Regions from separate parts of the Homo sapiens genome. Here region 1 is linked to region 2. Evidence: chromatin loops called from intact Hi-C (ENCODE). Cell type or tissue: PC-3. All regions are shown on one strand. Each heading gives the region's core, and the rest is flanking DNA. Links, peaks and the distances in the headings are about the cores only.

Region 1 (2,927 bases), core at 306-2,805, 59 kb before region 2:
TTACCACATATATTATACTCTGACATTTTCAGTTATATTTAATTTATTTCATCAAAAATACAGGTCACATTCTTCTAAATTGACTTTACAATGCACTAATGGGTTGCAAGGCCACATTTTGAAAAGTTCTGGCCTTGGAGATGAATATAACCAGGTCTGAAGAAAAGAGGTTTAGAGTTCATGTTTATAGTTTAGGAAATGAGGAGGAGCCAGCACAGGTGAGATTGAGAAAGAAAGGTCAGGGAAGTAGGAGGGGAACCAGTCCCACCTGGATGCCACAAGGTCTGTATTCCTGCTCCCAGTCCCTGGCTCTGGTCCTCTCTCACCTTACCTTTCCTGGCTGCTCCTCTCTCCCTTCACCCCTTCATCCCATAGATAGGCATGAACATATCCCCCTCACTGCCAAAAGGCTATTGTGTTTAATTGACCTATGCTGTATGTTTGGGAATATCATGGTGGGATTACAACACAATGCAGAGACAACAGACAAATGCAATATTAGACATATTATTTTCTTAACATTCCTTCGCAATCCACAACATAGCAAATTTGTCACTGGTTGCTTTTCTTGTTTAGGCCTTAGGTGGCTCCAAACCACTGTTTCTCTCAGGACTGCCCACCACACGCTCTTTGCTCGGGCCTCATTTTAGTCTCCTTTCCCCCAGTGTCTAGCCAGGAGAGAATGCCAAAATTCTGTTTATTAAACAAAGAAATATAGCTCTGCCTTTGAGCTATCTTTCTCTTTCAGACTAAACACCAGGTCTAATTTTACATTAAGTAAAGGCTTATTAAAGTATTTCTAAAGACAAAATAAGTTCTCTCCCCCTAAATAATTCTGAATTCCTCTTTGGGAAATCAGCCTAAATATTTACAGCTTTCAAAAACACAAGTTTCCCCACTCCTGGCTTTATATGTCTATTTCTATGTACCATGTCATGCTTTTTCAAGCATTGTACCCCAAGAATAATTTTTTTTAAAAAAGAGTTCTATCAGTTGCAACAATTTGATAGAGTACAACAATTGGTGATGACAATACGATTTCTATGATATTTGGTCATTTTAATTTTGAAATTACTAATTATACAATTTAATATCAAAATGAGTATATATAAAAAAGTATAATTTTAACCAAATATTGAAAAATGTATTTTTAAAAATGCCAGCCCACTTAAAACTTAAAAAATCTAACATAATAGTTAATAAGTATATTTAAGGCAGGAAATCTCATATCATGACAAGATTAAATTAAGAAAACACAAGTTTGGGCCAGGCGTGGTGGCTCACACCTGTAATCCCAGCACTTTGGGAGGCCGAGGTGGGCGGATCATAAGGTCAGAAGATCGAGACCATCCTGGCTAACACAGTGAAACCCCGTCTCTACTAAAAAATACAAAAAAATTAGCCGGGTGTGGTGGCGGGTGCCTGTAGTCCCAGCTACTTGGGAGGCTGAGGCAGGAGAATGGCGTGAACCTGGGAGGCAGAGCTTGCAGTGAGCTGAGATCGCGCCACTGCATTCCAGCATGGGTGACAGAGCAAGACTCTGTCTCAAAAAATAAAAAAAGAAAACACAAGTTTGCTGTCAGAGATAAGGCTCCCAGTACTACAACAAAGAAACTGCTTATAAAAGATGATTATGTGGTTATAGAACTCATGCCAAAGGAATCAGTAATTGCACATTACATTAGGAAATACAGTCATAGATTAGGTTTCCAGTTTGTATGTTTAAGCTAAATTCCACATTGTTTGAATCTAAGGTTGCATCAGCATTTAAAAAAAAAGGTGAAGTGATTATGGAAAATGCTCTTGTTTAGACAGGGGTCAGTCTGGTCTGCTGCCTGTTTTGTAAATTTTTATTGGAACACAGCAAAACCTATTTGTTTAATATTGCTTCAGGCTGTTTTCACACTACAACTGTTGGATTGAGTAGTTACAAAAGATACTCACCCACAGCCCACTGAGACTAAAATGTTTATTACCTGCCCCTTTATAGACAAAGAAACAGTACAAGAAGGAATCTCAGAACATCAAGAAGGAAGAAAGAACACAGTAAACAAAAATATGGGTAAATATATTAGGTTTTAATTCTCCTAGAGTTTTTTCTATTATGTTTGATAGTTGAAGGAAAAATTATATTTTATAACTGGCTTCATATGTAGAAGAAATATTTAAGGAAATTACATTATTAACAGGGGAGGATAAAGGGGCACTTTATTTCAACTGGTAAAATGACTATGACAGTGGACTGTGATAAGTTATGTATGTAAACATAATACCTAAAGAAACCACTAAAAAAAACTATATAAAAGATATAATTAAAAACTCTAAAGCTAATCAAAGAGGAAATGTAAAAACTTCTCTAGCATACCAGACGAAGACAAGAGAAAGAAAACAAAGAAATAACAGAAATGCAAAGCAGAAAACAAAAATTAAGTGGTAGATTTAAGTCTTAATATATCAATAATTACCTTAAATGTAGTCTAACTATACCAATTGCAAGTCAGAGATTGCACAGTACACTAAAAATTATGAAAACTATATGTTGTCTACAAGAAACTCACTTAAAATATAATGATATAGGCAGGTTGAAAATTAAAATGGTAGAAAAGGTATCTTACAAACATTAATCAAAAGAAACAAGTGGCTATATTACTATCAAATAATTTAGATTCAAGAGCAAAGAAAATTGCAAAACAGAGAGATTATATAATTAGGGGATGACTCCATGAAGAAGACAGAGCAATATTAAATGTAAATGCACCAAGCAACAGAGAAGTAAAATATTTGAAGCAAAAACTGAAAATAACTAGACAAATCCACAATTATAGTTGTAAACTTCAACACAAGTCTGTCAAAACTGAAAACTAGACAAAAAAAGCAAGACTATAGAATTAAACAACAGCATCTAACAAAATATAATTGACATTTAT
Region 2 (2,927 bases), core at 321-2,820:
CCATCTTCCATCTTCCATCACCCATCACTGAATATTTACCTCATGTAAATATTTACTGAAAACATTTATATCACCACACATTTTATTAGCCCTCTAGCCTCACTGCTTTGGGTCTGAGTGGATGTTAGAGCCTCAGGAGACCCTTCATTCCTACAGAGCCTACTGGGGCCCAAGCTGAGTTACAAGCCTGGCCACTGTAGATTCTACCCAGGAATGAGCAGCACACACTTGTTTTTTATCCATACTTTTCCTTCTCCTCTCTCCTTTGCCTGACTCCTACCCCTTTCACATCTTGGCATGGATATGACTTCCTTAAAGACATTGACCTGCTCCCCCTCTACCCTGCCCTTTACTGAATGAAGTTCCCCACCCTATTATGTGTCCCCAAAGCACCTGTGCTAACTCTATCATGACAGTTCTTAGATAGTATGGAAATTGTCTGTGTGGTTACCTGGTGGCTTGTTGCAACATTACAAATTAGCTCCTCAAAGACTGGAACTGTGTCTTGTCGATATGTGAACCTCAGCTAGACACTTAGTAGCTGCTTGGTCAACGACAGCCGAACAAAAATCAAATAGAAAGTTGGATGGAAAGATGGATGGATGGATGGATGGGTGGGTGAGTGGATGAGTCTAAAGAGAAGCTTGAAGGATTCTGGATGAACTGGATGCCTTGTTCCTTCATCTTTTGGATTTTTTCTTAGCTTTTTCTCAAAATGTTTACCTTGTGGATCTCTAGTCTAGTTCTGAAGTGGTGTTAATTGCTTTTATTTTTTTTTTTTATTTCCTTCAGGCTGGGAGACTCCCAAGGAAAACTGACTTAAAGTCCCTAATTTGAACTGGAAAAAGGACCCCATTGATGCAGTTAGTTTCTTCCCATTGATGCATTTAGTTTCTTACTCTTGAGACTGAAAGTTGACCTATTTTTCAGTTGGTAGGTAAGTTGGGAAATTTTTAAAGCTTATGCAAACTTCACTCTTGGCATTATTGGCCTTGAAGAAATGTTACGAAGACTTCTCTTTGGAAAGTGAGTTTGCTGGAAGTAGCAACACACTCCTGTGATAGAGACAAGTATAGAATATTCCTTCCACACCTGTATTGCCTTCTCCAGAACTGCATTTTAACAATTCAATATTTTCTCATTGGCAAGCACTCTCTTGTTGGTTGTATTCATCTCAGGGAGTTACATTTTTCTCTTATGAGTTCGACATTCTTTCAACCGTGTTCTGCCAGTGAGTCATAGGGACCCAGTGCATTTCAGGAGCTATAGACCAGAAGTTGAGCATATTGTTCCAAATACTTGGATCTGCATTTTAATATTGTGACTAAGTGGGCTCAGGGCACATTTCAGCAGAAGGCACTTTTGCATTTTATTGTGGGCAACTTCCTACCACCTCCACCCAGAACAATGAATGGAGTTGAGGTTTTCCCATTTATTCATATCTGGTATCTCTGTGCCAAAGTGACATCCACACAATGTTTTCTCATATTTAAACAACACTGGTCACTTAATTACAGTTTAAAGTTAATTCAAGAGAAGGGCTATATACTAGTAGAAAAATAAGTTTTATCTGGATATTATAATTATGAGGCAATTAGTAATTTCTTGGTGGCTTTTTGGGATCAGTCTCACTACTTCTTAGTCTCACCTTAATCAGTCTCATTAGTTAATTCAGAAAATAATCAAACCTTAACATATGTTTTCACTTTTACTTCTTAGCTGTGTTTTTGGAGCTAGGCAACATGGTACACTCAAAGAATGTAGAAGAATTAAATACCATAAGGTACCCGGTTGCATGATCTCATTACACCCTGTTCTTTGTCTTTATAGCAATGGCACAGTTGGATATTGTGTTTCTTGGTTTATTTACTTTAAATATCTCTCTCCCACTAAACCGTAAAGTCCAGGAGACCCAAAGGTGTGTTTGTTTATCCAAAGTCTAAAACAGTGCCCTCCACATTGTGGGCTCCCCATAAATAATTGATAAACGAATAAAACAAATGATCAGTTAGCATCTACTTAACAGAAAGCAAGCCCATAGAGCGTCTTTTGAATATCTGCAATTGTTCCATTCCAGGATTGAAAGGAGGCCCACAGAGCTCTACATGCCTCTAGTGAGACCCTTCCCAGGCTCCCAAACTCATGTTTAATACTCCTCCAAAACTTACCACCACAAACTGCCTAAGGACTAAATGCAAGAAGGCGCTGTAGTCAGAATCGATCATCTGCCTTCACCTTGGAGTCTTTAGGGCATGCCCTCAGGTTATCCTGCCTCTCTTCTCCTCACACTGCTCGTTATATTTCCTACTTTGACTCCATCTCCCATCTCTTCCCAGGCAGGTCCCCCAAACCCTTTCTCTGGTTTCTCTTCTTATGGTCAAGCCTCAACAATATCTCCAGTATACACAGCCTCTTCTCTCGCAACTCTCTTCATTAGCTTGTCCTAAGTGAAATCCGGGTCTCCTTTAAACATACTGCTTCTCCCACATCCCTTTCAAGTGAAGATGTTTTTTTTCCTCTCATAAACCTTGTACTATATACTAGAGATGAGATATGTGTCTTTGATTCTCAGTGCTTCTCCCAAATATTGTTAATCCTTTAAAAACATTATCTGAAAATGCCTGCCAGTAGATTCCATACTCATCACCTACCTACCTCCTAAGCCCTAAGTCTCACCTCTCTTTTCAATAAAAAATTTTAGCCTCCAGTTCACCATGTTTTTCCTCACCCACTACTCTTATCAGAATTTTTGATTACTTCAATATCCACAGGGACAATCCATTCTATACTTGTTCTCTCAGTCCCTTGATCTCTTTCCCAATGCTCTTAAATGCTACCCCAGCTCACCTCAGTCATCTACTCCCAGAGTTATACCCTAGACCATATACTTTGCAAGAACCAAATCTCCCTCAAAACTCTCTGATCCC

The links. Hi-C counts contacts between places; a loop is a spot of excess contacts. Peaks named below come from ENCODE experiments on the same cell type or tissue, not always from the same donor. Only the 100,000 strongest peaks of a DNase experiment are listed, where the experiment ranks them.
Region 1: it touches region 2 in a loop (6-fold over the local background); 3 of 110 quality-filtered maps call a loop at or near these places.

What each region holds. Positions count from the first base shown.
Region 1 is chr1:172,857,667-172,860,593 of GRCh38, forward strand. No RefSeq gene overlaps it. Among named protein-coding and RNA genes, the nearest start is that of TNFSF18, 190 kb to the right of the region's middle. In PC-3, for the core only: CTCF peaks have their summits at 1,802 and 2,022; a DNase peak (open chromatin) is centred at 1,685; H3K27ac peaks cover 835 bases.
Region 2 is chr1:172,916,895-172,919,821 of GRCh38, forward strand. No RefSeq gene overlaps it. Among named protein-coding and RNA genes, the nearest start is that of TNFSF18, 130 kb to the right of the region's middle. In PC-3, for the core only: no CTCF peak of the experiment used is centred there; a DNase peak (open chromatin) is centred at 1,277; H3K4me3 peaks cover 902 bases; H3K27ac peaks cover 1,899 bases.